Linked DNA regions of Mus musculus: regions 2, 3, 4 and 5 are each linked to region 1. Evidence: chromatin loops called from intact Hi-C (ENCODE). Cell type or tissue: gastrocnemius. All regions are shown on one strand. Links, peaks and the distances in the headings refer to the core of each region. The heading gives the core; the rest is flanking DNA. Region 1 holds the start of Gm34204 (a long non-coding RNA gene). Region 2 overlaps Rnf212 (ring finger protein 212). Region 3 holds the start of Cplx1 (complexin 1). Region 4 overlaps Gak (cyclin G associated kinase). Region 5 holds the start of Gak (cyclin G associated kinase).

Region 1 (5,000 bases), core at 1-5,000:
TCACATAGCATCTACCTTACAATGTGGGGTCTGTCACCACTGAGTACTAGAGTGGTGTGGAGCTTGGGTGTGATGTACATCACATGAGGACACTATCTTGTGAGTCTCTTCAAGTCCCTGTCTTACACTCTATGATCAAATAGCAGAACTTAACGACTTGGCAGTTCATCGGTGCCTGACCAGCTAGTGGGAACATGGCTGCTATCATGTTCTTCAGGTTGTATTGGGGTATGCCATTGGAGACAGATAAGACTCAGGCTTGCCAGGTAGTGGTGGCGCACGCCTTTAATCCCAGCACTTGGGAGGCAGAGGCAGGCGAATTTCTTAGTTCAAGGCCAGCCTGGTCTACAGAGTGAGTTCCAGAACAGCCAGGGCTATACAGAGAAGCCCTGTCTGGAAAACAAAAAAACAAAAAACAAAAAAAAACAAAAAACAAAAAACAACAAAAAACTAGGTATCACCTTCACAGATACCTAGTAGACAAGTTGTAGCCATTTTCCTGAAGATGGTGTGCCCATTGTGGTTAAAGAGGCCCTCTGAGGCAGAGATATTTAAGGTGAGACCTCAAGGTGAGTAAGGACATTTTAGGAAATACACTTAGTGCTTCTGAGGGAACAGTCATAAGTTTTGGGACAATTAGCAGGGCAGGTTGAGGTGGGTGTTGTGGTTTCCCCCATCAAATAAGGGTGAAGATCACACAAATGTCCCTGTGTGATCCCTGCTGGATTCAGTCCATTCCCAACCCACTCTGAGCCAGTCCACCCCAGCCAACATGGAATACCTCTGCTGCGCACCTTGTATACGAAAGTACATACGAAGTCAATGAAACCAACTTGCAGCTTAGGGAGCTCAGCTGCTTTGTTCCGGTCCATCATGGGCTTGTAAAGAAAACACAGGCAGATGACATGGGTGCTGTCTCTCCCTATGAGACTTTGTTTGCTGCAAAGACCTATTTCTTGCTTAGTCTATGCCTTGCCTAAAGCCTGCTCCAAACAGTTCTTCACACTAGCCAGAGCTGGCTTAGAAGATAAGTGGTCAGAACAACCCTTTGTAGTTCCCAGTTCCCATGTATGTAGATGCCATCTGTGGTGTTAGTGGTGGGCCCTAACCCTAGCTGTAACTACCTCATTGTCTATCTTGCCATGGACTACCACCACTACTCCCTGCCTTTCCCTAGGCTTGCCCTTCTCTGACTTGACCTCCCTGGACTGGCCTGTCTAATGGATGTACTCTGCAGCCACATAGACCCTAGGTGCTCCTGCTGAGCTACAACCCCAATCTAACAATTTTTTGTGATTTCTATTCTGCAAGATGCAAAATTACCCATAGTCATGCCAAAGGGCCACACAAATCAAGGCTAAGACTCCGGGACCTTAAATTCCTGGGGTCTGGAGCGCTACCAAGCATTCTAATACATATGCCAAGATAGAATATTCTGGAAGCAACACTCACAATGGGCTGTTGATCCAAGACAGTCCTCTCCAAGTCCCCCTGTTCCCAGAACTCAGCAGCCACCAGAAGAGCAACCTAAGCACACACAAAAGTTATAGTGGGGCTCCATGTTCAGGAGCAGTAGGCCCTCCCCTCAAGGTCCTACAGGCAGTGTTCATATGGCGCCTCTCACTGCCGTACCCAGGGATGACTTCAAAAACCAACACCATTTCCCTGTAGCTCCCTAGGTACAGACCCAGGATGGCCTGCGAAGGGCTATTCTGGGTCCAGATGGTCATCAGTCCTGACCTTGCTCTGGACTTCCCAGGGTTTGGTGATAGCAGACAGGTCACATGCAGTCATCATCATGGCCCTGTGGACAGACAGACAGCAGACTACCTGTCCTTCTGAGCAGAGAGTAAACATTTTCTCAGCAGCTCTCTGGGACAGTCCTAGGAAAGGTGCTGGTCCCAAGTCACCACCTTGTAGGTGAAGAAGGAAAGCTGAGCTTGAAGCAAGTGGTGGTCAGGGGTGCTAAGGAAGATTCTGGATTCAGTGGTGAGGCCTATGAACCCTTGTGCCGTCTCCGGTCCCTGGGATTAGGGAGGTCTGCAGGGCTAATTGGCCAGCAGTGGACCTGCTACTTACATGACTATCTCCTTTCGTGTGGTCTCTAAGGATAAGTACTCAACCCAACTCTTCTTATCTTCATAGTTCTTAGACTCATCCACAATCTTCTGGAACATTGTTCTCTTCCTGACCCCAAGAAGGAGGGGAGGAGTAGGTGACAGACTGGCCATGGTTATCTATGTCTACTGAGGGCTCTGCCCACACCTCCTGCCTCTGATGCATTCTTACTTGAAGTAGAGGGCCAGGTCGGTGGCAATGATGGCAATGTCCATGAGGTGGATCACATGTTCATGCTGCCGCCGGTTCAGGTTCTGATAGATGTTCAGGCTCTGTGGGGACCATAAGTTGGTGTTGGGTTGTGGCAGAGGTTGTCTGTGGTACTCTTGTTTTTGACTCTCAGGGCCTACTCTGTCTAATCCCCTCACTCGAACCTTGCCTTCACTTATGTGAAGATCAGTCTTATGGCCATCCCTGCCTTCCCTTGGTGTCTACCCTCTGTCAGTGTCCTGGGTCAGATACCTTTGCCCATTTCCATGATCTGTTGTACCCTCTAGTGGCCATTCCTAGCTACTGCCTCCATGACTGCAATTCTGCCCCATGTGGGAACATCTCTAGATGTGAGCCTGTCCTTTAGCACCTCACACTGATAAATCCATGCTGCCCAGGACCTCCTGCTTGTCTACCACAGCCCAGAGGAGAAACAACTCATAACCAAATCAGGAACAAACCTCCTCTGCCAACAGAAACTTCCCAAATTCCAGGTGGTGCCTTTCCAGAATTGAGGAGCCATGTAACTTGGCTAGAGGATTCTGCGATCTGTTGTTTATTTTATTTAACAGGGGAACACAACAAAAGCAATGTTAGAAGGCAGTAGGATGAGGTCTGACCCATGTGGCACTGCATCTTCAAGGTGGTCCATCTCAGTACTGATTGCCAGACTGCAAAGACTCACCCTAAGGACGCGTGATTTATGGTTTACCATGCCCACCACAAGCCTGCCCTCCCCACAGCCTACTTCATCTGGTACAGGTTGTTGGTGCCACGGTGGTCGATGTCGTGGCACAAGCCAGCTGTAACCATGGCGAAGGCCTCTAGGTCAGTGTAATAGCTCTTCAGTTTGCCTGTCTGTGGGAATAGATCCAGTCCTGAGTCCTGTCACTGGCCCAGCTCTCTGGCTCCAGAAGGCAGTGGTTAAAGGGGATGTGGGGTGTCCCAAACCCATCCCTTTGCCCACCCAGGTCCCTTCCACTCATTGCTAGGACTGGATACACACAATTGGCATCCTTGGGCCAGAAGATAGTTAGCTGTGGTCCTTGCCCCAGCCCTCTGATTCATCTAGCCCATCCAATTTACATACGTACCATGAGTAGGGTAAACATGGTCTGGGCTACATTGAAGCCGTGGCGCCAGTTGTGGTAGGTGATTCTTCGATAGGCTTTGCTGACAGAGAATAGAAAGCGCACCAAGACCTGGGGAGCAGAGTACATGTGGGTTCTGAGATCCACATATGAGCCTACACAGCACCATATCAGAGCCTATCCAAGCCTCTCATACTGCTTGCATTAGAGTCTGTTATACCTATTTCTCCACTTCTATCTTGTTGGTCTCAGAGCCCTTGTTCCTTGTTCTCACTGGCCCCTTCCTGTTTGGGAAGGGCTCTCACACCAGAACAAAGAACAGCCCTTGGGAATTTGATGCCTCTCTCTTCCCAAGGTTCAGACTCACAATGGAAAGAGGACCCCTGGCATGTGAGATCTTTTGAGAAAGCAAAAACCAAAACCAACTAAATAACCAACCCAACAACAACAACAACAACAAAAAAACCCATTGGTTTAAGGCCTGAGTGTTTGATTCACATGTGGCCTGTGAGCAGAAAGGTGGGAAGCCTCAACATTTTCTTCAACAAGAGGATGCAGGCTAAGAGAACCCTTTACCCCTTCCATTATGATATTTAGGATCAAATAATTATTTGGAAATATTTTTTATCCCAATGGCTTTCTTTCTGTCTGTTTCCCTTAGCATTTAGTAAAATTTCTTTCAGAAATATCAGCCTGTTGCTTCTGTTTTCTGAGGAGCATGAGAGATTATTCATTCTTCATTTGTGTTGTGGGAGCACAGGTAAGGAGGTGGACTCAGGACAGAGTGAGAAACCCATGGTAAGAGCAGGATGGTGGGGCTCTGAGCCCTTCCCTTCCTCCAAATATTGATCCCTGAGAGGCAAAGCTAGAAGATACTATGTGATTTCTGTCCTGGTGAGCAGTTGCTACAGTTCCCCACCAACGATCTTATTTCCCTGTGATGTCCTAATAGAAATGTCATTTGGACACCTAGTTAACAAACTTTCCGTCCATCCAATCATTTATTCTAGATATATTTGCCAAGTATACTTCACTGTGATGGACATGTTTGACTAGATTCTCTGTGGGACTTGTGGACACCCTCCCTCTGTTACATACATATACACTTCACCTCTTGGGGGACCTGTAACCTTTACCACCCCTCTACTTCCTCTTGTTCTGGAACCTCCAACCATATCTCCTCACCTCCTGGGGAATCTGGAACTTTCGGACTACACCCAGCTCATAGTACATCTGGATGCCACATTTGACTAGCTCCAGCTCTGTACACTCCAGATCAGAGAAGTGGAACTCATAGATGTCAAACTTGGTCGGCCCTGGAAGTTCTTCCTTCTGTAAGAGAGATTGTGGGCTGAGAGAGGCAGGCCTACCACACCCTTACTGCTTCTTAACCTTTCTTTTCTCTGAACCATTGTCCAAGCAGACACCCAGGTATATCTCAAATTTATAGCTAGGCCACTGTTTATCTTATCCTACTGTTTCCTTGCACCAGGTAACCTGACAGTGAGAAGCTTGCCTGGCTTGGTGACAGTGATGTTAGAAAAGCAAACATATAAGATATATACTTGAAAAGTTACAGAG
Region 2 (6,152 bases), core at 444-5,443, 300 kb before region 1:
TGGTCCTGTTCACCACCACCTCAGCCTAGAGCAGGCCTCATTCATTCTGAGTACTCAGAACATGTTTTTCATCAACACATGACCTTTAAGGCCACACAGTAGTAAGTGCTTGGATAAGCATGTTTCCAGAGATATAAACAACATTTATGACTTTGTTTTTGTTTAATTTGTTAGAGTCCCACCATTGCAGATGCCCTACAAGGAGCTGTCACCACCTCCAGCATCACAGCTATCCAGCAGAGCAACACAAGGGCCTTCCCCCAGTGTCAGCAGTTCATGGACAGGACCACCTCGGCAGCCCATCAGTATCTCAGGCCTGCTGCAGAGACAGTGTGCAGGCAAGTGCTCAGTCGGCTTTTTGATCCCAAGACTTCGCTCAGAAAAGTGCACATATGAGATGTTTGTGTAGATACATGTGGTGAGGGCAAACATGAAACCTCACACTCCTGCCAGTACTGGCTCCTGTCTTTATGACAGATTTTTACATTAGTCAGTGGTACTCTGAAAAAAACTAACCTGACATGAAATTTTTAAAAACACATACGTAAATCAGTGAACTCTTTTTTTTTTTCAACTTATTTTTCTTACTTGATATTTGCACTCTTGTTTTCTTCAGCAGTATAGAAGTCATGTCAAAGCTCACATCTCTTTACATCTCTTAATGCTTCCCACAGGATCAGCATCCCCTAGGGGGATGGATACTGAGAAGATGAGCCCATTCTTGCCTTCCACACCTACAAATCTACGCTCTGTAGCCAGCCCCTGGCATGCATGCGTTCATCGGTAAATATCACGGTAGAGTTCACTCTAGAGAGATGATGTAACTAAATAAAGTAGCTTTCTGATAAAGCAGCTGTCTGGATAGCCTTGTGGAGTTTTTTTGGCTGTTGTATCCTTCCTGATACTTTAAAACTCTCCTAAATGTGGGTGTGGAACCAAAGTGAGCAGCCACCTGGGGCTCACTATCAGGGATCCCAAGATGCAGCTCTCTGGTATTCACATCTGCCGGGCTTGTGCCCACAGCATAATGTAGGTACACATAACATCCCCCATAGAGAGCCAATACTTCAGGGTATCTCCATTTCTTCCTTGTGCTGTGAGTCTCCAGTGGCATAGTTTGGTCACTTAGGGTTTGTGCCAGCTACTATGTGGTGTTGTGTATCATGGACAGATCTCTGCAGAGCTGTGTTCTGCCCTGAAGTCAAGTTGCAGATGAGACCTGTTGCTCTGTTGGAGAGTGGGCCCTTCCTATGGGAGGCATTTGGCACTCATAGGTAAGTGGCATGTGCCTCAATCCTAGTCCTTGCATCTCTCAGAGTTCAACACCACAGGAACTAAGAAGGGGGTTGTGGTGCTCACTCTACTTCTTTACTTTCTATTTGCCTGTAGTTTGTCAGAGAACTTGTCTGGTTCTGTAGAAGACATTAACAGCAGAAAGAAGTAACTTTCCACTCTGCAGCTAGGCTAAGGTGCAGGCAGGCTGCCCACTGGACTACTCCAGTGGTATGTGACCTCTGTGGATGCTGTTGCTAGAATTGCATCTTCCCAGTCCTCAGGAAATGATGCTTGGGCTGCTGAGCAGGGATAAGCCTCATTTCTGCTGTCCCAGGAAGTGTATATGACCCAGGCATGGTTGTCCCCCAGGAATGTACTTGATCCCAGAAATATGTGATGAGTGTTCAGAAATCTTGTAGTAACATACCTGTTCTAAGTTGTTTTCATTCACAATTTGATTGTAAAAATACTGTAATAAAATCTTTGTGAACTTCATGCAATATATTTTGATCATACCACATACTCTTCTCCTTTAAAAATATTTACATTCGTTTACTTCATTTATATGAGTATCTGTATGAGTATCTGTACGTGTAAAGAATAGGACTCTGACAAGTCTAGAAGAGGGCATCGGGTCCCTTAGAGGTGGAGTTATACACATTTATGAACAGCCTAACATGGATGCTGGCATCTGAGCTCTGCCCCTCATGATTGAGCTAAAAGCATTCTTTTTCTAGTTATTTGGTATAGTTGAGGGGCGGGGTATTGGTTTGTTTGATTGGTTGCTTAGTTGGTTTTTTATTTTATTTTTGTTTTTGTTTTTGTTTTTGTTTTTAGACGGAGTCTCTCCCATAGCCCTGGCTATCCTGAAACTCACTATGTATACCAGGCTGGCCTGGAACTCACAGAGATATGCCTGCCTCTTCTTTCCTAGTGCTAGGATTAAAGGCATGGGCCACACTATACCCAGCTAGTAAGCACTCTTATCACTGAGCCATTTCTGTGCCTCCCAGAAATTTATAAAATGTTATAAAGCCAATATTTATGACACAAATGTTCTCTGTCATATAATAAATACCTGATGACTAAATGCTAAGATGTTGGATAAAAGTGAAATGTAAATAACCTTCTGTGTTTATGATACCTCAGTGTGAACCTTGAACCAACCATAGCCCACAGGGCAGGTGGACATGTGCAAAGGGCACAGCAGATGGAGCTGCACACTCATGGCCGTAGTGCTGCTCAGTGTTGAAAGCCATGCCAAGGAATTCAGCAGATGCAGCCATACCACCATCTCACCCCACTCCACTCTTCCCTCAACAGATGCAGCCAGACCACCATCTCACCCCACTCCACTCTTCCCTCAGAGGAGCTCTTGGTCACAAGGTCTGATTATTCAGATGCAATTTTAAAATTTTAAAACTCTTCCATTGCTTTGGATTACACACATAAATTTTGATACCATGGTTTTTAGCATTTGACACTATTTTTATTTCGTCACAATTGAGCTTTTGGGAGCCATTTAATTCCAGGGCACATTTGGTGGAGTTTAGATGTTTACCCTTGTCGGTGCTTTCATCAGCTCTTATCATTAACACCAGTTGTTCTTTTCCTGTAACCTTCACTTAAGTAAACATGTAGGTAGTTGCCCAAATTCTACTACTTACACAGGTTGTGGCACTCCAGGATGGGGCTCCTGGGTGTCACTAGTCAATACTAAAAGCCCACATTCATCTCCCAATGGCAGCGTAGAGATGTGGGTTATTCAGATGCAAGGTGTTTGGAAGTCAGAGGCCAGTGGTGGTGGGTGAAGTGAGCACTAGAGGGCGCTGGGCCACACAAGCTGGAGCTGCCCTGAGTCCCTGTTGGATTCATTTCACAGAAAAACAAGTGGTCTATTCAGTGTAGAACTGGGAAAGGTTCAGGCAACTGAAAAAACTCACACAGGGGAAAATGATGAGGTCAGATGCAAAGGCTCCCCAGTTACTCGCCAGTGTTAGTAACCGGCAAACCCAAGTGAACCAAGTTTATTAATGACACCAGGGGCACACACTGGGAACAAGTGTGTTCCTAAAAGCTAGGGGCTATCTGAGGAGTGTTCTACGTGCAAGAGCAGGACAGTGAGCCTTAAAGACTATAACTCAACATTCAGGGATGGAGCAGAGTCCCCACAGCCTTAGATACTCTACACTGGATTCTTATTTAATAGGTAATCAGCCTTATAATAGCATTGTATCTCATATCTCCTTAACTATAGCACACTCAGTAGGTTCAGTGAATATTTTACCCTTACCCACTATAACTGTCTGTCTTCTTTTCTTCATTGTCCTCCTTCTGCTTGAGTTCATACTCCACATCACCCTCCTTGTTGTTTGTTATTTGAAACAGGATCTTGCTGTGTAACCCAGGATGTGTGTACCACCATGGCTGTTTATATAGCTTTAATTCAAAGATATCACCTTAATAGCTTGTCTTCCATAACCATATGGAGCAGCATTGCACATATGAGAACAAGTTACCAAGCATGCAGGGGGCACAGCTGAACCCCCACAGGTCACAAGCAATAGTCCTATTAAGAATCTGCCCCAGGTGCTGGAGAGATGGAGCCTCAGTTAAAAGCACTTGCTGCTGTTGCAGAGCCCCCAGGTTTGGTCCCCAGCACCCATATGCTAGATCACAACAGTCTGTAACTCCAGTACCAAGAGATCCTACCTCTTCTTCTGGCCTCTGCTGGAACTCCATGTGTGTGGTACAGACATACATAAAATACCTATACACATAAAATAAAAATAAGTGGACCTTTTTTATAATCTGTTCCAATCAAGCTTAATAGCACATGCCTTAATCCCAATACTCAGGTGTCTGAGGCAGGGCAATTTGGAGGTCTAGGCTACATAGTAAGATCCTATCACACAGAAGGAGAGGGAGCAGCAGAGCACACAAGCAGGCCCAGAAGATAGGAAGTATTTCATAGGTATATAGCGAACAAGAGAGTGATCAGGGCTTACACAGTGTCCTTTTAACATAGGACAGGCTAGGATGACCCAGCTACAGACTCAGTAGAGATATGGGTCTCTGTCACCTCTGCACAATGGGAACAAAGCCAACAATAAGTGGCCAAAGAAGTTCTGAGTATGGAGGAGGAGCAGCAATCCATGTAAGAGCCACTGGCTAGGCTGGCTGGCTATGATGGATAACATCCCTAAATGTGGGCAGGAACCCAAGGGGAACCTGAGCACCCAGCTGAGAATGGCTCAGGAGGGCAAGAGTAGCTGCAGAGCTGTGGGCTGAGCACATGATTCTAAGGAAGGTTCAGAGGGAAGGCTGACAGGCAGTGACATGACGCCAGTCTGCTGGCCTCTCTAAATATCAAGGGAGACCATCTTGTTGAGAGCTGTGGCCAGACTTGGTGAAGAAAAGCCCTGCTACAAAAGAGTCCTCCACACCTACACTAAGGAGTCAGCTGAGGGGCCAAGCCCAGCGGGTAGGTGACCGATCACATCTCTGTCCCCTTCCCATACCAGCAGCTTTCTCTAGGTACTCTTGTAGGAGACCTTGTGTAGACATGCCTCCACATGAACATGCAGGCAGCACTCAGGACTGTTTTGCCATCTAAGTCTGCTTAGAATACACATGCTTGGTTTTGAAGTCAGATCTACCTACTAAAAACTTCTAAGACCTCTAACCTCTACTTTAGTTTTCATTGGTTCCCTCTCCCTCTCTGGGCCTAACTGGTTCTCTGTGGTTTGTTTCTCCATCTTTGCCAGTTGTCTGTTCCCATCCCGTCTGTCTCCATAGAAGGCTCTTGAAAGGATGCAGCACTTGCACACATTGACTACAACCAGCATCCAAGTATGTCCCTTGCAAACAGCACATACTGTGCCTCTTTCACATTTCCCTGAGTAGTACATAATTCTGAACTTCCGTGATGCTTTAATTCCACTGCCCTATCCCACTTTCTTCCCCAAACATATCTCAAAGGCATCCTAGAGATGACACTCTCTCTGGACATAAACCTCCCAGCTCCCATATCAGAATTCCTGTTCTCCAATGGTACCAGCACTGTCCCTTCTCATGTGCCCTTGCAGAGTTGACCAGATCCTGAGTCCAATCTCAACCTCCCCCTTTCTTGGCTTTCCATCTCTAAGAGTCAAAATTGCCTGCCATCTGGCAGAGAGTGTATTTTTAGCTGTAAATATTCTGGGGATAAACTGTAAAGTTGGGTATTGCCTTACAGTGTGCTTTCAAAAATGAGTGGTACATCTGAGCACTGTTTCCTAGTAGCACACAGAATCTACTACTAATGGCATGCTTCTGGAGAGACCAGAGTGCTTATCCTTAGCTAAACTTGTGCCTTTTCCTGACCATAGCACTCAGGCAGTTCCTGTTGTAGGTCTATCATTGAGAAAATCATAAGTCCAGACTATGAAGAATAACAGTGTAGGGACCCATATATCTTCCCACCCACAAGCTAAGAACTTTATTAAAAGAATAATCCAGAAGCCCCAAAAGAGACAGGAAGACCCAGGACTCAAGCTCAGAAAGTAGATGAACATAAGGCTCTAGCCAAATAACCCAAAGCCCTCTGCTCCAGCCACCTCTGCTGACCTGTCACCACAAGACACTCCCCCTTGAGTCTGAGTCATTCTTAGTTGGCTCTCCAAGCAGTAGTGTTTCTCCTGGTCAGGCCCAGAGGAACCCTGGGCCTCTAGCCAGCCTCCTAGGACATCACCGTGATAGCTAGACAGCCTGAAGTGTCAAACCTGTTCCTCACGAACACTTAAAAAGCTGTGGCCTCTCTGAACAGGACAGAAGTTCTTTCAAACCCAAGCAATTGTAAATACAAAGGGATGTTTTGAACAAGTTTTCTTTTCAGA
Region 3 (6,152 bases), core at 586-5,585, 120 kb before region 1:
AAGCCAGCCTTAGCTATGGTCCACACCTCAGCTTGGCAGGCAGTTATGGAGCCTTCTCCCTAGGGTAGCACTGCACTGAACGATTTCTCAAGCCCAAGCAACTGCCATCTCCCAGGGTTCTCTCACTCAAACTTGAGACTGTCACTCTCCTTGCCTGTTTCCCTCAGCAGAGTCTGGGAATGGCATTGTACTGTACTCTGAGGACTTGGAAGGTGATGCCAGGAGTGTGAAGGTCAAATACAAAAGTCATCACTGCCTATATATCAAAACCAGCCTGTAACACATGAGAACCTCTTTGAAAACAACAACCCAATAAATAAATAAATAAATACCAAAACAACACATATACAAAATTAAACTAGGGAACTGGAGAGATGATTCGATAGTTAAGATCACTGGCTGCACTTTCAGAGGACCCAGGTTTGATTTCCAGTGCCCACATGGTAACTCACAACTATCTGTAACTCCAGTCCCAGGGGGATCCAACACTCTTTCCTGGATGCTGTGGGCACCAGATGCACATGTGGTCCACAGACATGCAGACAAACACCCATACAGGAGGGAGGGAAAAAAAGCTAGGACAGAGAAACAAAGAGAGATACACTGAGACATAAAAACAAGAACAGCAGATATAGAGACGATAGAGAGACAAAGGTAGACACAGGAAGGCAGAGACAGCCAGAGACAGAGGAAGTAAAAGTGGAAGCCCACTAGTCCTAGGGTCCTTTGCCTCTAATAATCTCAGCTGGGCTCAGGACTATGAATGGATTAGGTTGGCCTGCTTTGTCTCAAGAGGTTAACCCAGGGTCTTCTATGGGATTGCTGACAGAAGGTCAGGTCCATCTGGTGGCGTGGCGGGGAGAAGAAAAGCAGGTGAGAAGTAATGAGTCTGTCTTGCTGTGGCCCTTGCTTTTGCTAGCTACTATAGACTCCGAAAACACAGAATGAGCCAGACTGGGCACATCTGTGTGCAGGTGACCCCATTCCACAGGACATCAGTCCTGGGCCTGAACAAGGCTCTGGGCATCAACCAACCTTACCATGAGTGTGGTGGGTGAACTGAGATGGACAGTGCCAGTAGGAAGGGCACTGGGAGACTTAACTCTTCTGTGTCTGATGTGAGTCATGCCCAACTTCCTAAATGATCCTCTCCTCCTAGGCATATGCCTGTGTGCAGTGCAGGCACTTCACCAGTGGGATCAGACAGTATCCTTAACTCCAGGGCCCCAGGCTGAAGTCAGGGCAGAAGGTGTGGGGCTTAACACTTTCTCTTCTTGTCTCCACTCCAGCTCCGTTCCTGGTCTCTTCTACTTTGAATCTGCTAGGTCAAAGGAACAAAAACTGATAAAAGCAAGTCTGGAATGGACCCTCCCTTACTCCCCACCCCTAGCCCTCGAATTCAAGCCACCAAGCACCCTGGGGCAGCTTTGGAATGTTGGTGAAGGGGGAATACTCATGAGGCAAGAAGTTTCACTGAATTGGGTGAAGGTCAAGAACAACCTAATCCTTAAGAATGACTCAGCCAGGAGGAACATTAACAGTTAAAGCAATGGCCATCAGCACTAGACTCTGCGGGTCAGGAATTACCACCTGGCTAGCCAGAATAAAAAACAGCTTAGGTGTCCCCACATGCTCTGACTTCTGCGAAGACGATTGCCTCACAGAAGCCCCCCAGGATAACTGCAGGGATACCAGGCCAACCTTGTGGCCACTGGGCTCTGCAGTGCAGCTGCCGCAGAGTTGAAATCCCGGTGCCAGGGGAAGGGGCGGCCTAGAGGCGGGGCTGTGGCTGTCTCCCAGGAGCCCCCGCCCATCCATGTCCGCAGTGACCTTCAGGCGTCCCTGACTGACTGGGGTTTCTATCCCACCAAAGCCACATTTGGCGGCTCTGCACACCGGAGAAGCCTGGATGTGTGGGCCTATCTTGCTCGATCGGGGGTCTCGGGCTGTGCTCGCCTTCTCCCGCCCTGCCAGCAAAGAGCAAAGAAACCCGGTCAGGAGCAAACGTGGTTGGTAGATTAGGGATGGTGACCCCATCCCTGCATTCTCCCAGCGTTTCAGGAGGGCGCTTCAGTAGGACTTCAGGAGGGTCTCCAAGCCGGTGTGGAGAGAGTGGCCCAGGCCAAAGAGGGGCCCCTAATGCAGCTGTCGCGCGCGCCAGGCCAGGATCTGGGAACCGGGGGCGCGGCTGCCCCCCCTACCTCCGCCGAGCCCCGCCCTCCTCGTCATGCGGGACGCGGGCGGGGGCGCCTCTGAGTGACGCGCCCTCCTCGCGGTGTCCTTCAGCCGCCGCAGCAGCACAGAGCGCCACATGGACCCCGCCGGCCTGAGAGCGCGCTGCTGTTGATCGTCCACCTTGGAAGGTAACCGGCGCCCTAGCAGCCAGTCCGACCTTAACCGGCTCCCTCCTTTCCCCTTCCCAGCCCAGTTTTCTTCCCGACTCCTGGGCTTCCCTTTCTGGATCCCCGCTTTCTAGCCGTGGGTCTCCTACCCATATCCTAGGTTCCCCTACTCTTGGTTCCTTGTCTTTCAGACCCAAGGTTGCTCAGCCTGAAAGGCGCTGTCCATCGTGAGGTGCTGAAACGGCCCTTGATTCCCTTTCCCATAGGCATCTTTTTTCTTTCTTTCTTTCTTTCTTCTTTCCCTGGCGCGCTCCGGCCTGAGGCCGTGCTCCGGTCGGGCACCTCGCCCAGCAAAGCAAAGGGTGCGGCGGCCGCGAGAGAACGGGATGCCTTGGTCTTTGCGGAATCTCCGCAGCGTCCTAGCCTCTCTACAGCTGGCCCTGCGGAGCCCCCATCCCCCGATTCCCGGAAACAGAGAGAAGTTTAGAAGGCAATTGGCTTTGCTGCAAAGGCATCCCTGAACCCCTAGCTTCTCGGACACTCTTCCTGCCTGGCACCCCTTCGGGTCTCATTCCGCAGAGAGAAACCTGTGAAACACTGGATCCCTCAGGACCAGGTTCCCTGATAGGAAAGACTCTACAAAGAGGGATGTCTTTGCAGCTGTTGGCATTACAGAAAGCACCTTTCTAAATGCTGCTGGCACTTTAGTCCACGCTGGGCATTCTGACTTGGGTTGCCCTACCCCATGCAGAAGCAGGAGTGGGTCATCTGTTTCCCCTCCCACTGGAAGACGGGGACTCCATCCAGGGCCAGTTCTGCTGTGGGCCTCCAGAGTCTCTCTAGAGACAGATATAGTTGAGACTAGTCAGAAGTCATAAGGACCTTTCCTGAGGGACATTCATGGACTTGTCTCTCCAATTCTTCCCCAGAGGGACCCCTGCCCCACAGCTCCAAAACTGCCAAGGAGGCTGAGCAGCCAGAACCTGGGTGCTACAGCGGAGCATTGACCTTCAAATGCCCCCTGGGCTCCACCCCCGCTTGAGGAGGCTGGCGCCAGTCTCCAGTAACTGGTGGCCCCAGGTTGTGAGCTGCAGTGGCATCTAAAAGCTTCCTTCAGAAACCCCAGAAGAAGCAAGATAACTGTTGGTTTGGCTGGGCTCTGAACCCTGCCATCCTGGTCTGGGTGTGGGAACAAAGCCTCTCACCCTAGACTCTTGGGATAGTGGAGAGGAGAGCAAGGAGTAGATGAGGGTCTCAGGAAAGGTTGGTCAGGGTACCTATGACCACCTACTCTCTCTAGGCAGAAGACCCTGACCACACTTGAATGTGAAATCTGACCCCGGGAGTGGCTCCTGAGGAACCAAGCCATCACCATGGAGTTCGTGATGAAACAAGCCCTGGGAGGTAGGAGGTGGGCAAGGGGGGGGGCGCATGGGTTTGGGCCTCCAGCGATACACAGACACCTGATACTCAGAGAGACATGTCTCCACCACTGCAGTGGCACGAAAACACATGGCTGCATGACCACTTCTGACCTCACGCACAGGCTCTGCAGATGGTTGCTTACACTCTGAACAAGCCTAAGGCAGTCCCCCAGCCCAGTACTTTTGAATCCCCTGGTGACTCAAGCCTTGGGATTTAATATGAGATATGGGGAGGACGTGCTGTGTAATATGGCCCCATGTCCCCATGCCATGGTGCAGTGGAACCCACTGGTCATCCTGAGACACATCAAGAGCCAAGCAGCATTGATCAAGGCAGATATCCTAACAAGGCTTGTGAGCAGCCCTCATTCTGTCAGTCCTGGGAACAAACTGTGCACCAGGACTGGGTTAGGAAACAGGATTTGGGTGATCCCAACTGTGGCATTGGGCTCTATGGGTTTCTCCCAGGTAAGACACAGTACTATTCACAAGGACAAGAAGGGATAGCTATGCAACCAAGACCCCTTCTGCAGAGAATATATAGCTTCCTTTTATGTCGTTGCGTGAGGGCAGCCTGCTCACTCACTATTTGAAAAGAGTCCTGTCCTCACTTGGCCCAAAGCCATCTTTGTAGCTAGCAACAGTAGGACTAGAAGCTGGTAGAGGACAGTCAACTGAGCTCTTGGCCAGGAGGTGCTGGAGGTGCTGAACCAGTGAGCCGAAGGTTTGGTACCCATCTGGCTGCAATGGGTTTCAGCAGGGCAGTTTGGTCAGCTCAAGCCTGTAGAGGTTGAGATCGCCCTAGGTGGAATTCATGTTTGTTCAGAGCTACCTGCTCTGGGTGCCCCGATACCCTTGTGTACCCTCAGGGCTGAGAGTTCACACCAACTTTACTATTGAAGAGTCCTTGTGGCCTGCAGGGGAGCCCCTTGACTGGTGTGGGTCTGAGCTGGAATGTGCTAGGCATCTTTTGCTGGTATGGAAAAGGGAAGGGGAACACTCACAGAGAGAAAGCTGGTGGGGACCTTGGGGCCAGGAAAGAGGAGAAGTCTGCAGAAATAGGCATCTCCCAGAGGGTGTCTGTGACTTCACTCATATGTGATGAAAAGGAGACCCAGTGTGCTTGCTGAGAGTTCACGACTGTGGTAGACTCAGGTTGAATCTAATTATAATGATTACATCACCGGGACAGGATTCAGGGACAAGCCAGCATCCTGTATCAGAAGAGACCCGTGTTATACCCAGAAAGTCCCAGGCTGCTACAGACAATTAATTTTGTGGCTAATTCTGGCCCTGAGGTGGGCTTTTAAAGAAACCGAAATCTCTGATTTGGCTGTCTACATAGCTGAAATTAGCTGGGTAATTGCCAGCCTGGATTCCCTCATTGTTCCATGTCAGCCCAAAGTTTCTCCTGCACCAGCAATGGGGCGTGCTTCTTGGGGTGCTGTGAAAGCTGTTGGGGCGGTGTGGTAACCAGCAGACAGAAGCTACAGGGTAGTAGCCACATACTAGGCTGAGCACCATCCAAACTACCCTATATTCAATTTACATTCATTTATGGAGATAGGGATGTAGCTTCCATGATGCTGAGTAGAACTGTAGTGGTTTTCCATCCACCACTCACAGTCTTGTCATGGACTCCAAACTCCATGTGTGTGTGACCTTTGGTGTCTTAGGGTGTGTGTGAGCAGAGCAAAATGGAGCCAGTCAGAGATGGTTGGAAGAGAGGGATAAGTTTCAGATAAGGGTCAAAAGGCAACAGAAACCCCAAGATATGGATCAAGCCCAGAGAAAGGTGATAGGAAAGAAAATAATAGCCCAGAAGCATATGTGTGGCTCTTTCACTGGACCATCTCAACTTATGGTTGCAGGTTCAGGAACTTGTGATCTGTTGCTTCACAAGACCCTAAGCCAAAGAGGGGTAGGTCTGGAATCTAGCTAGATGTGGGTGTGGTACATGCTTTTGTCTTTGCCTGGCTGTTCTGGCACCATGCCTGTCAGGAGCAGCAGCCCCCACTTTGAAGCCTCATGCCAGGCATGTAGCACTTTACCAGCATTCTCTATTCCCTTTGGCATGTCCCTAATGCCTCCTAAGAGGCAGGCCTGGGCCACAGTGGCATCCTAGAGATGAGGCTCAGAAAGACCAAGACTTGTGTGTGAACACTATGGAACAATGAGTCATGTTGCAAAGTTTTAGGTAATTTCAGTTACTTCCTGTAGATGCTACGTAGACAGCCGGATTCTGTTGTGTGGACAAGTTCAGTGGACCAATGGGGTTTTGTCAGGCCCCAGTTCTGCTATTTGCTAACAGTTCTCTGTTCTAGTGGTATTTGTTGCATTATCTCTGTGGATCATGAGGTAACTTTGGATCAGGACAGGATACTTC
Region 4 (6,152 bases), core at 686-5,685, 140 kb before region 1:
TCGCCTTCCTGGGCAGTTCTAGCCCTCAACTCTTTCATATCCCTCGAAAGACAGGGACAGGTGAATCTCTGAGTTCAGGGCCACTTTGATCTGTGGAGAGAGGGAGAGAGTTCCAGAACAGCCAAGGCTATACAAAGAAATTCTTTCTTGGGTGAAGGGTGGGGAATAAAAGGAAGGAAGGGAAAACAAAGCTAGGCTATGTCATCAATAAATGACATCTCAGGGAGTTTCAAAGAAAAGAGCAATCTATAGTAAACAGGAAGAAGGAGAAAACTGTTTTTAACGAATAAATCAGGGACTGGGAATATGTCACTTAGCAGAATACATGCCTAGGATGTACAAGAGCTTGGGTTTAAACTCCAGCACCAAATCAGTTGTCATGATACACTTTTAGTTCCAACACTTGGAAGTAGAAGCAGGAGGATCAGAGAAGTTCAAGGTTGTCTCTGGTTTCAAAAATGAGTTGAAGCCAGCCTGGATTACATGAGGTTCTTCAGCAGTAAATAAATTAAACAAAATGCTGGGGTTTTTGACAATTTTGGTAAACAAACTTACTGACCACAAAGGAACCATAGCACACGCTCTGCTGTCAGTGTCAGGTATTGTCAGAATCTACAGAGAGCTCTGGAAAGTGGTTAAGAATAAAAGCAAGTGCTGGGAAGCTGGCAGCATCCAGACACACAACACCTCACAGGCAGCCACCTTCAAACCCTGAGCATGAAGCAGGGCACTTGGATGGGTTGTCACTATGAAGAATAAATCCATAATAAATTCTTTTTATTTATATGAGTACACCAGAAGAGGGCACTGGATCCCATTACAGATGGCTGTGAGCCACCATGTGGTTGCTGGGAATTGAACTCAGGACCTCTGGAAGAACAGTCAGTGCTCTTAACTGCTGAGCCATCTCTCCAGCCCCCTCATAATAAATTCTTTAGAAAATCCCTGGGCTCCAATGACTTCACTGGAGAATCTTACCAAATGTTTATGTGACCAATTCCATAGTCTCTTAGGAAGCTTAGAAGAGAGCAAACTGACTTTTAAAATATAAGTGCCCAATCAGACAATTGAGGAGTGAAAGCCTCAAGCCAGTCCTCTCAAGAACAGACATATAACCTCGGAACATTAGGGCACAGAATTTTTCAAAGGATAAAAGGGCAACAACCACCAAATGGGGCATTTTCAAGGAGCACCAGGCTGATTTCCAAACTCAGTAAGTGACATCTACCATGTTTATCAACCAAGGAACAATGACATGGTCTTACCAGTGCTGCCAAAAGGGTGATTGTCTGCAGCAGCACATGATGAGGATGTCTTCCGAGCAGGAATAGAAACCCTATGAGATGTGACAAATCGGCAAGGAGTTCTGAACCCAGGAGCAAGGCAATGTTCCCATTACATTCCACTTACTGGGAGACCCAGCTATGGCAAGAGAAAGAAGTGGAAATTAAATATGATAGAAGGAAAAAAATAAAATTGTTCCTGTTTGCAGGTGGCTCAATTGCCTATCAGATCAGAAAAAATCAACAAGGCTTAGAACTATAAAGTCACAGTACCTAAGATCAAGAAGCAGTAGTTAGGTTTACTAGAACAGCTCAACAAGACTAGAATCTAAAACTGTGCTATGTATAGTTGATTTTTGCAAAAAAGCTTTCAGACCAGGTAGGGGTAGAGGCTTATGCCTATAATCCCAGCACTCAGGAAGCTGGGAAGGAGGATTAGGAGGAGTTCAAACCTTGGCTACATGAGACCCTGTCTCAAAACAGTGACGAAAGAGCTTTCATCTATAAACATAAAGAAACACATAGTGCTAATATGGTGGAAATACAATTCAAACATGGCAGTTGAGATTAACAGACACTAAACATTTGTATATCACAAGATTACCCCTTTATGTTGATTGATCTGCAGGTCTAATGTTCTTTCCACTAAAATCCCAGCAGAGATTTTTGTACAATCGCCAAGTTCATTGTCACATTTGTCTGAGAAAGCAGATAAACTAGAATGTTTGGGGCTTCTTGTTATTGAGAATAGTATAGAATCTCTACCCTGACTTTGAGATACACTCTCTGGCCACAGAAACCAAGACTGTGGTGTTGGATACATAGGATTAGAGAACCCAGCTGTGCACCCAAATGGGGAAGGCAGAAGTATGAAAACTTTAACAGATGGAACTGGAACCACTGGGTTTGCACAGGCAAGAAAAGGAGTCTCAGCTATACACTGAACCTCATAGCCCATCGCAGTGGAGTGTAAGGCAGAGCAGCTCTTCTTGTAGAAAAAAAGCACAGATCTGAGACCATAACTGTAATGAAAAGAATAAATTGTAATCCTGTGGGGAAATGAGAAGAGGGACAAAGGTCCCATCGGTCATTCTGGCGTGCCAGTACCCGCATGAGACAGTGCTGAATCATCAGCTGCTTTGGGGGAAGGTTTGGGTGAAGCGATCATGCATCACCAAGGATCATAGAAATTGGGTTTCTTATATTTACACATACTTACAAGGATGTGAAACGATACAGCCACTGATGGTCTGTTTCTTAAAAAAGTAAACTTGCAAATGTCATAGGGTCCCAGTGTTTATCCCAAAGAAATGAGTTTATAGTTCTATAAAAATCCACAAGTAAATATTCCGCAAGTGTTCAGAGAAGAGCTATTTGTAATAGCCAAGGAAATAAACTCTGAATAGATGTTCTCCTGTGGATGAAGATTAAATAAATAGCAGTCCCTTTCATGCTCCTTTCATATTCCTTGGCAATAGAATGGCAACAGGAGTTTGAATCAGCTGATCACATCACACTTACAATGAGAAAGCAAAGACAAATGCATGCTTGCTAGTACTTGGCTTCCCTTCTTTGTTCTATGCAGTCCAGAGTCCCCCTGCCCAAAGGAATGATTTCACCCACAAATAGGATGGATCTTCCCACATAAATGATTATCATTAAGATAATCCCTGATACCAGGCACGGTGGTGCACACCTTTAATCCCAGCGTTTGAGGCCAGCCTTGCCTACAGAGAGAGTTCCAACACAGCCAGGACTACACAGAGAAGCTCTGTCTTAGGGGAAGAGGATAATCTCCCACGTAATGCCCAGAAGTCATCTCCTAAGTGACTTTAGATGTTAACAAGGTAACAGCACCATCACAGGGAGCTTCATCGCTGGGGGCATTGTGTGAAGGTGCTCTAGAATTCTTAGCATGAGTCTTCCAATTTCTGTGATTTCAGTTATTTCACAAAAAGTTAAAGAATCAGCCATCCATTTGAGAAGTTCTGTGAGGCAGAGTCCACACAAGACAGCCCCCTGGACCATTCAGCAGATGGGGATGCGGAGCCCCTGTAGATGTGCATGTAGGGTATCCTAGCATCCAACCTTCATCCAGGAAGAAACACTGAGCAACACAACACTTGTGTATCCCTGGTACTTGTTAGATAGAACAGATCAATTAAGTGATAGTGGCTTGTTTTACGAGCACATGGCCCAGCAATACAATAAATATCCTTAGCCCCAGAAGAGGTAACTGGTCGTTTGGCTAAGTGGCTTACAAGTGCCCTGTGATGTCTCCCCAGGCCTGCCTGCTGGACTTCCTGCAGGGGGCTTTGTTGGCGCACCAGCCCCCACTCAAAAGAGCAACAGCCCCTGGCAGGCAAATCGTCCCACAGCCCCTGGAACCTCATGGACCCCCCAGGCCAAGCCAGCCCCCAGAGCCTCTGAACAGCTAAGGTCTCACTTCAGTGTGATCGGGGCCCGAGAAGAGAGGGGCGTCCGTGTGCCCAGCTTTGGTAAGTACTGCATTTACATGCTGGTTTATACAATTACCTATAGGGTTGGAGGTAGAGCCACTTGTTTCTCCCTCAGAGCCAGCCAAGGCAGCTGTATTTATGTTGCTCACAGAAGCTGCACCAAGAAAGCAAATTGGATTTGTGTGCTGGTGTCTTGAGGCATCTCTGCATGCCTGGCTCCTCTCCTCCCAATTCTCAATGGCTTTTAACAGATGGCACGGAAGCCATGTGTTTCTTCTTTCCTGTCCAGGTATCAGATCAGGTAACACCCAGGGAGCGAGGTAAAGCAGACAGTGTCTAGAAGAGTGTTGTTTTGTTTTTGTTTTTTTTTTTTTTCAGCCCAAAAGCCAAAGGTCTCAGAAAATGATTTTGAAGATCTTCTGCCTAATCAAGGCTTCTCTAAGTCTGACAAGAAGGGGCCAAAGACCATGGCAGAGATGCGGAAACAGGAACTTGCCAGAGATACAGACCCACTCAAATTGAAGGTGGGTGACTCCAGGGCTCCAGCCAGAGACTTGTTATGTATAGACCTGGCACCTGGAGGCTCTTGGAGTATATTCCTGGGCAACCTGATATTACACTTAGTGTTTCCTGTGGATACTGGAGATCAGTGAGGGATGCAGGCACCATACAAGGGCTTCTAGTACTCTGGATGTATTTGACCTTGGCCTTGAGCCAGCAAGCGGGCATGGCTCAGACTTGTGCCTATCAAAACCAAGTTTTCATCTGACTGTTGACAGCAGCAATTTGTTTGGGTTTTGGTCCTGGCCCTGAGCTCTCACAGTGGAGTAAATAGGACTCAACATAGCACAATGGCCAGAATATCCCACTGTAGATCTTAGATATATTCATTTCTGTAGGTTTGTGTAGTGGTCAGTTTGTGTGGGTGTGTGTATGCATGCAACTCTAGGCTGTCCTAGAACTGGATTTATAGACCAGGCTCCTTTCAAACTCAGAGGTCTGCCTGCCTCTGCCTCCCAAGTGCTGGAATTAAAGGTGTGTACACACCCAGCTGAGGTAGTCACTTCTTTAGGGCACAGTGTAGCCATTCCCTTAAGAACCCCCTGAAAGGTTACCAGGAGTCCACTTGTCCTCTTTGAACCCTGTGCCTGGATCAGGAGGCTATATTGAGAGATTAGGAATTGGTATCTGGCTGAAAAGGTTCTCAGTTCTGCCCACAAACCACTGTAGCCTGACCTGGTGGGCTCAGTGCTGGAATTTAGAGGTCTAGGTTGGGGGCCTTCTTGGTACTGGGGGGAGGGCCGCAGGGAAGCACAACCATGGTTGCCCTATTCTCCTGTAGGGGTAAACAAAGAGGTACCAAACCATGTTCTTAAGGGCCTCCATAGAAGTTTGCTCCCCAGGCCTGCAGGTGACCTTTCGCTTGAGGACCAGGTCCGTTGAAATGATGTACCCGCCCTCATCAGCATCTGAACATCCTTTAATACTTCCTCTGCTGTTTACCTTGATTTCCCTACCCTCCACGGGGAGGTCAGCAGGGAGGGAGGCCTCCTAAATACAGCTCCTTCCTGAGGTTGTCTGCTTTGCTGTCTGTAGCTTTTGGACTGGATTGAAGGCAAGGAGAGGAACATTCGTGCACTGCTGTCCACTCTGCACACGGTATTGTGGGATGGGGAGAGCCGCTGGACACCTGTGAGTATGGCTGACCTGGTGACTCCAGAGCAGGTGAAGAAGCAGTACCGCCGTGCAGTGCTGGTAGTGCATCCTGATAAGGTAGGTGTATAGGGAGGCAGTTCCCAGGATGCTAGGCCTGGGCTTCTGGACCTTGTGCTTGTGGTTGGGTTGTCTCTGCCTCTCATCTCCTAGGGGCCTTTTCCTGCTGGCTGTATTACAAGAAAGGAGCTGGTGGGAAGGTCGGCTGAGTAGTCAGGCTGGCTCTCACCCCATTGCCCACAGGCCACAGGGCAGCCGTATGAACAGTATGCCAAGATGATCTTCATGGAGCTGAATGATGCATGGTCTGAGTTTGAAAACCAGGGCTCGAGGCCCCTCTTCTGAGGCCTGTGATGGCTATGGCTGCAGGAGCTGTTCATGAATCCTGAATGCTGCTGGCCTGACTGAGGCACAAATGGGACCATAACAGGTGTGGCAGGTGATATCGCCCCAGGGGCCTGGACCATCTACTCCCAATCATCCCTGCATTCATCATGGACAAATACCATTCCATGGCTGGGAGAGAAAGCATTCCTCAGATCTGATGTTAGTTGTTTTGTTTTTCTTTTTCTTGTACCAGAGGAAAAGTGTTGATTTATATTCCTTCCACAGCTGTCACAGTTTGTGATTTACTTGGTGTCTGGTGGCTGTCACCTCTTGGATGGCACATGTCGCTGGCACTTCTCTCCTGTCATTT
Region 5 (6,152 bases), core at 553-5,552, 200 kb before region 1:
TTACTTTGCATTTCATTTTTCTGATTTTTTAAAAGATGAACACTAAAGTCACTAAATGTGATCAATTTCCTACTAATGACTTAATACTACCCCATTATTTTGAAATTCTATATTTTTATTTTCAGCTCGTACAAAACTACTACCTTTGATTTCTTCTTTGACACATAAAAGGATACTATCCTTTTCCATTCAGAAACATTTTTCACACTGCTAATTTCTAGTTAAATTCATTGTGATCAGATAACATGCTTGTTTCATTGCCCAGATGTTCTAGGTTAGTAATTCTTTACACACTTGGAAAATATGTGTATCTGCTAATTAATACTAATTCTGTGCATTAATAGGAATTGCTCTATAAATGTTCATTAATTCAAGATGACTGACAGGGCTATTTAAGTCCTCTATATACTCTGTGATTTTCTGGATACTTATCACTCATTGAGAAAACAATCTCCAACTATCTCAACTTCCAATTTGTCTCTCTCCTTTTGGGTCTATTAGCTTCTCAGTTAACACACTTTATAAATTTGGCTTTAATCATGTTTATAGTTGATACATCTTTTTTTTTTGTTTTAAACTAAATTTTTTTTTGTGTGTATGACTTTTGCCTGCATATACCTATGTGCACCACATGCATACTTACTGCCTACAGAAGTTTAAAGAGGGCGCTGAATCCCCTGGAACTGGAGTTATAAGTGGTTGTGAGCCGCCATGTGGATGCTGGGAATTGAACCCCAGCACTCTGCAAGCACAAGAGCTCTAAACCACCGAGCCATCTCTTCAGCCCTGATGCACTCTTTTTATGATTTCACCCCTTCATCATTATAAAATAACTTACTCTTGGGCAATATCTTTTACTACCACAAGAGAATGTGTTGGTGGAGGAAGAGCACGGATTCAGTTTTAAATCTGTATGTGTTCATACATGAGGTGGGATCACGAGAGACCACAAGATGCAGTTCCAGTTAAAATGGTCTTGGAATGGCATCTACTACAATGCCATAAAATTGATCTATAATTACATGATTTAGAAATTTCCACTTGTCCTAGGTCATGCCAGCAAGAGTTTATGGTGTCAAGTTTCACTATACGCTGTAGTGAATTGTTCATGATGTTTCTCATGATGTTTTAGGTCTCTTGAAGGCTACCAAGCCTCCAATTCCCTACTTTTTCCTTTTGCTTTCAGATTTATTTTCCTTCTAAATAATGAGATCTGAAGCCACCAAAAAATAAAAAATCCCTTCAACTTCATTCCAGTAATAACATAAAGTTACCTGCAACTGCAAGCCGTAGCTACTTCCTCCTCCCTGCATCTTATAAGTGATTCTCTTATAGAAAGGTGCCATTTCTATACCAACACTACATATCCTCTATCTGGATGTGACTTGACTGTCCTACTATTCTGAGACAGTACTCCTCTCCACTATACTGGAAAGACTTCACTCTTTCCCATTGGCTTTAGGCTGCTCAAGTCTCCCATCTAAGATCATGTTAACACCACACTGCCCTTTCAGCTCCCACACTCTTCTTCACAAATCTCCTCAGTTACCTACAGGTACCATCTCTACTTCATCAGTTCTTTATTCCTCCAGGTGTTATCCAAAGCTTCCACTTCACCATTTCTAGGAAACTACTGTCTCACCTACCACGTACCTCACTGTATACTAATGATAATCTTTCATTTCTTTTCTACTTGACTTTTTAAAGAGCAGGTAGCGCCCCCCCCCCCCCCAAGGCGTATTTAATAGCATACAATCCTGGGACAGTTAAGATGTTGATTTGGGCTTAAGGATCCATTTTTCAGTCCAAAAGCACAAACTCTACCCAAGGCTCTGCAACTTCATATGGCTTCAGAAACCTCGGAGGTACAGAGACGAGTGGGGAATCCCATGACTTTGCCTCACCTGAGATGGACAGCTCTAAGTGTTTGACATCACACGGGATTCTGCGTCCAGTGCTGCCAGGTGACTTTTGTATACACGTTGTGAAGCTTTCTCCCGCCCCCTTTTAAAACTACGTTTTTCGGTCTTAATTCTAGCAACTAGTTCATCCTCCCCCAAACCTGTGTGGACCAAAACATAAGTGTCTGTGGCTCATAGGCTGGCTGCTTGTCTGCAAGATACCCTCCTCTCCTAAACCGGGCATTAGGGACACTTAGGGTGGGCTCCAGGCCTCGCTTTACCTTGAGGCGTCAGGCGCGAGCGGCGGGCTCTGGGGCGGTCCGCAGCGCGCGCCCAACGTCCCGCGACGCTCTAGCCACCTAGGCTGGACCTGGGCCAGCGGAAGCAACCAGATGAGGTTAGGGTCAGATGGCGACAGCCCTACCTCCGTGCCTCCTAGGAGCTTGAGGTCCGTAGGATCGCACCCTCTGCGCCTGCGCCTGCTGCTGCTGCTGGCTCTGCAGAAACACGCGCCCTTCCGCCTGCTGCGTCAGGGCGGGGCCGCAGCGTCGGGACGCAACTCGCTCTCTGATTTACGTCACGGCGCGGGCGGAAGATGGCCGGGTTGTTCGCCCGCAGCTGCTAACCCGGCAGTGCGGAGCTGGAGCCTGGCTCCCGCTGCCGCGGAGCGGCCGACGCCATGTCGCTGCTGCAGTCTGCGCTGGACTTCCTGGCGGGCCCTGGTTCTCTTGGCGGAGCTGCGGGCCGTGATCAGAGTGACTTCGTGGGGCAGACAGTGGAGCTGGGCGAGCTGCGTCTGCGGGTGCGGCGGGTCCTGGCCGAGGGTGAGGCGTAAGGCGTCGCCAGGCCGCGGGAGGCAGGAGCAGCCCAGGAGGGTCGCTGCTGGGGTGTGGTTCGAGTCAGGGCGCGTGACGGTCACCGCTTTAAGCAGGGGCAGCAAGGAGGATCGTGTCCAGGGTGTGAATCAAGTCTGAGACCTAGAGAGTCACGACTGAGGTGTGGGTCAGATCAGGGCCGCAGGGAGTCATCTCTCCGGGCAGGGTCTGCGGGAAAAGACACTGCTGGGATGTAAATCAGGCCATCGCTATGAAGGGCCACTGCTGGGGTGTGAATCAGGTCGGAGAAGGGTCTTGCCAGGAAGAGAGACCACAGGGGCTTGTGGGTTAAGGCCTTTGGTGGTGATTGCAGAGGATAGACTGCTTCGGGTTGCACACTTACTTCCTGGTGGGTAGAGTTAGTAGTACAAGGGTCATGCTAGCAGGTGGTTATCCAGTAAAGGAGGCTTGGGTCTGGAAGGACCACCTCTGCTTAGGGTCAAAGCTGTATCTGGGGCATATACAGAAAGATTCAAAGGTGGAGTCAGGTCAGAAGGTGAGCACAGTCACTCTGGGGTCATAAGCTGTTATTCATTGTATCATATCCAGCGTTGTTGTTGCATCCCGAGGACTGTCTTGAGATGGCAGTGTTTGTGCTGCTGAGTTCTGGGGCCTGTAGAGTCTTCCCTTGCTTGATGAGGTAGAGGATAGACTGGGGCCCTACAGTCTTGTTTTCTTTTATAGCCTAAGTGCCTCACCTATTGAGTTTTTTCTGTAGTGACCTCGTATAAGGTACAGGAAACAGAGCCCGTAGCTGTAACCTTTAAGAACCTTGCTTGAGCCGGGCGTGGTGGCACCCGCCTTTAATCCCAGCACTGGGGAGGCAGAGGCAGGCGGATTTCTGAGTTCAAGTCCAGCCTGGTCTACAGAGAGAGTTCCAGGACAGCCAGGGCAATACAGAGAAACCCTGTCTCGAAAAACAAACAAACAAAAAGAACCTTGTTTGATAGACAGTTCCATAGTTCTGTGTCTTGAGGTCAGTCTGAGTTTGTAGCTTCCTCACACAGGCTCTGTAGTCAGCTTGTGTGATGGAATCGTGTTTTCTCTTTTATGATTTTTTTTTTTTTAAGATTTACTTTTTTAAAAAACTGGTGTTTTGCCTGCCTCCATCACTGGACAGTATCTATGTGTACTGCCTGCTGAGACCAGAAGAGGACATTGGATCCCCTGGAAATGTAGTTAGAGACAGTCGTTAACCTCTGTATGGTTGCTAGGAATCCAGTGTTGCTCTTCTCCTCTGCAAGAGAATAAATCTTCTTCAGGCACTCACTGTGCCTTTTTATTATTATTATTATTATTAATTTGTTTATTTTGTTCATCAGTATCTAGGAGTATGCCAGATCTCAGGTTCAGGGAGAAGAGTGGCCTGACTCAGGTCTGAAGTAGCTCTCAGGATTGGAGAGTCATCTTGTTAAGGTTGTCCATGACAATTGTGATTGGTAGGAGCAGGGAACTTGTTTAACATTCTTTCTTTACTATGGAAACGCAGAGGTGATGTTTTGATAGTAGCTTGTCATGCTTATTCTCCACTGCGATTGTGCATAGATTTGGATGTGATTTTAGTAGAAGACCTGTGGTGCTTTTCCCGCCAGAGATGAGTTTAGGACCTCCACTAACAGTCTGATATGTGATATTCCCTTTCATCTGTCGAAATGACAAAGATGGTGCCAGATCGGCTTGTTCATTCTGAAGATACCAGGAAGTTGCCTTAGTTTTTCAAAAACTTCAACCCTGAACTGATGGCACAGGCCTGTAACCCTAGCTTCTTGGGAGTTTGAGGCGGGTAAATTCCAACTTCAGGGTCTGCCTGGACTACAGGTAGAATTCAAAGCCAATCTGGGCAAGTTAGTAAGATGCTGTCTTGAAAAGTAAAAAAGGGCTGGGATTTTATAGTTTAATGGCATAACACTGGCTTAACATGTATGAGGCCCTAGGTTTAATCCACAAACCAGAAGGGAAGAGAGGAAGAGAAGAGACGGACGGACTTGGTTTCCTTTCTTATAGAATGTAAAATAAGACACATATTCAGCTAGTAGAAGGAAGAGGCAGCTTGGGTGCGGCAGTACAATAAATAGTGTGAATTCCAGGGTAGCTGGAAGGCCTGCCTCTATAATAGGGAGCCAGGAGAAGATGGCTGTGTGCTGTACCCACCTGGCCAAGAGGCCATCTCTAGTGGGACGTGGTTCCAATTGCTAGGAGAGGGAGGTTGTGTAAAGCAGGAAGCTTACTCAAGCCACATCTAAACCAGGATGAAAAACCAGGAAGTATGGGCAGCCACTGTCTCTGCAGAGAGCAGTTCTTTCCTGCTCTCTGACCCAGCCAGGAATAAAAATAATCAGTGCAATTGTAAGCCATAGTTTTCTTCTTCTTCTTTTTATACTTAATATGATATTTTAAGGCTTTTTTTTTTCTGAATTGAGACAGTAAGGAATCTGTAGTATTTTGCATAGATTACTTAAATGAGTCCTGAGCAGCAGCCATAGGCCATGGGCCATTGGGATTTATGTTCTCTCACAAGAGTATGAGGGAGGCTCTTAACAACTTCAGAACTTTTCTGGTTCACAAAGATGACCTTATATCATGGGATGGTCCCAGAGAGGCCGAGAAAAGTCTCTATACTCAAATAAATTGCTCTGTCTCTAAGTAAATGAATAAATATCCTCATTGTAGGCACATTGCTTCTATCAGTTTATATCAGGTTTTGTCACAGGAATGTATGATAAACCAAGCTTAGTTGTCATACGGTTTTTATAGTTATTATTAATTTGATACTGGAATGTGAAATAAGTTGTTAGGCAGAACCATAAAGCCATATAGCTTTTTACTCATTTTGGAATTTGTCCTAAGTCTTCACTAATTTTATTTTTAAATTTATGTTTGTGACTGTGCCCATGTGAATGCACTGTGTGCAACCATGATATTGGTGGAGGTCAGAAAACGGTATCTGATCCCCAGAAATTGGACTTAGGGAGGGTTATGACCAACCATATGGTTGCTTGGAACCGATCCTGGGTTCTCTGCAAGAGCAGGAGTGCTTTTAATGCTGAGCCATCTCTCCAACTCCTGACTTTTGTGTCCTATAGCCCACCTGTTTTATATTTTGTTCCTCTCTTCTCTTTTTGTTTTAGTGGGGGGCATGTCATGGCTAGCATGTGGTCACAGAGTGACTTGCAACTGTCCCTTATCTCTTCCCACAATGCTGATTCTGGGGATTGAACCCAGGTCGTGAGGCTTAGTGGCAAGCTCCTTTATCTACTGAGCCAGCCATCTTGCCAATCTGTTTATTTTCTTCCATTTTCTTCCCATTCCCTCTATTCTCTTCTTTCTCCCTTCCTCCCTCCCTCTCTTTTTCCGTCTAATATTTTTTTTTGAGATT

Evidence for each region. Peaks named below come from ENCODE experiments on the same cell type or tissue, not always from the same donor. Only the 100,000 strongest peaks of a DNase experiment are listed, where the experiment ranks them.
Region 2: it touches region 1 in a loop (10-fold over the local background); 8 of 42 quality-filtered maps call a loop at or near these places.
Region 3: it touches region 1 in a loop (2.4-fold over the local background); 3 of 42 quality-filtered maps call a loop at or near these places.
Region 4: a loop joins it to region 1, with 5 times the contacts of the local background. A loop is called at or near these places in 8 of 42 quality-filtered maps.
Region 5: a loop joins it to region 1, with 4 times the contacts of the local background. A loop is called at or near these places in 4 of 42 quality-filtered maps.

Annotation. Positions count from the first base shown.
Region 1 is chr5:108,424,984-108,429,983 of GRCm38, reverse strand. It overlaps Pde6b (phosphodiesterase 6B, cGMP, rod receptor, beta polypeptide), which reads right to left. Exons shown (of 22, transcript NM_008806.2): 12 at 4,605-4,751; 13 at 3,423-3,530; 14 at 3,077-3,186; 15 at 2,790-2,877; 16 at 2,290-2,390; 17 at 2,080-2,187; 18 at 1,741-1,804; 19 at 1,453-1,527; 20 at 795-878. It overlaps Gm34204 (a long non-coding RNA gene), which reads left to right and starts at 768. Exons shown (of 3, transcript XR_880561.2): 1 at 768-3,156. In gastrocnemius, for the core only: a CTCF peak has its summit at 2,625 (motif pointing left); a DNase peak (open chromatin) is centred at 2,612.
Region 2 is chr5:108,724,000-108,730,151 of GRCm38, reverse strand. Rnf212 (ring finger protein 212) reads left to right here. Exons shown (of 12, transcript NM_001362887.1): 11 at 175-338; 12 at 675-850. The coding sequence ends at 787. Among named protein-coding and RNA genes, the nearest start is that of Fgfrl1, 33 kb to the right of the region's middle. In gastrocnemius, for the core only: no CTCF peak of the experiment used is centred there; a DNase peak (open chromatin) is centred at 3,098.
Region 3 is chr5:108,546,100-108,552,251 of GRCm38, reverse strand. It overlaps Cplx1 (complexin 1), which reads left to right and starts at 2,225. Exons shown (of 4, transcript NM_007756.3): 1 at 2,225-2,363; 2 at 3,643-3,746. The coding sequence starts at 3,716. In gastrocnemius, for the core only: no CTCF peak of the experiment used is centred there; DNase peaks (open chromatin) are centred at 1,825, 2,229, 2,676 and 3,281; H3K4me3 peaks cover 648 bases.
Region 4 is chr5:108,569,503-108,575,654 of GRCm38, reverse strand. It overlaps Gak (cyclin G associated kinase), which reads left to right. Exons shown (of 28, transcript NM_153569.2): 25 at 3,569-3,781; 26 at 4,121-4,266; 27 at 5,339-5,515; 28 at 5,699-6,152. The coding sequence ends at 5,800. Among named protein-coding and RNA genes, the nearest start is that of Cplx1, 23 kb to the right of the region's middle. In gastrocnemius, for the core only: no CTCF peak of the experiment used is centred there; no DNase peak of the experiment used is centred there.
Region 5 is chr5:108,626,074-108,632,225 of GRCm38, reverse strand. Gak (cyclin G associated kinase) reads left to right here and starts at 2,449. Exons shown (of 28, transcript NM_153569.2): 1 at 2,449-2,725. The coding sequence starts at 2,581. It overlaps Tmem175 (transmembrane protein 175), which reads right to left and starts at 2,416. Exons shown (of 11, transcript NM_001163532.1): 1 at 2,326-2,416. In gastrocnemius, for the core only: no CTCF peak of the experiment used is centred there; a DNase peak (open chromatin) is centred at 2,454; H3K4me3 peaks cover 2,288 bases; H3K27ac peaks cover 1,912 bases.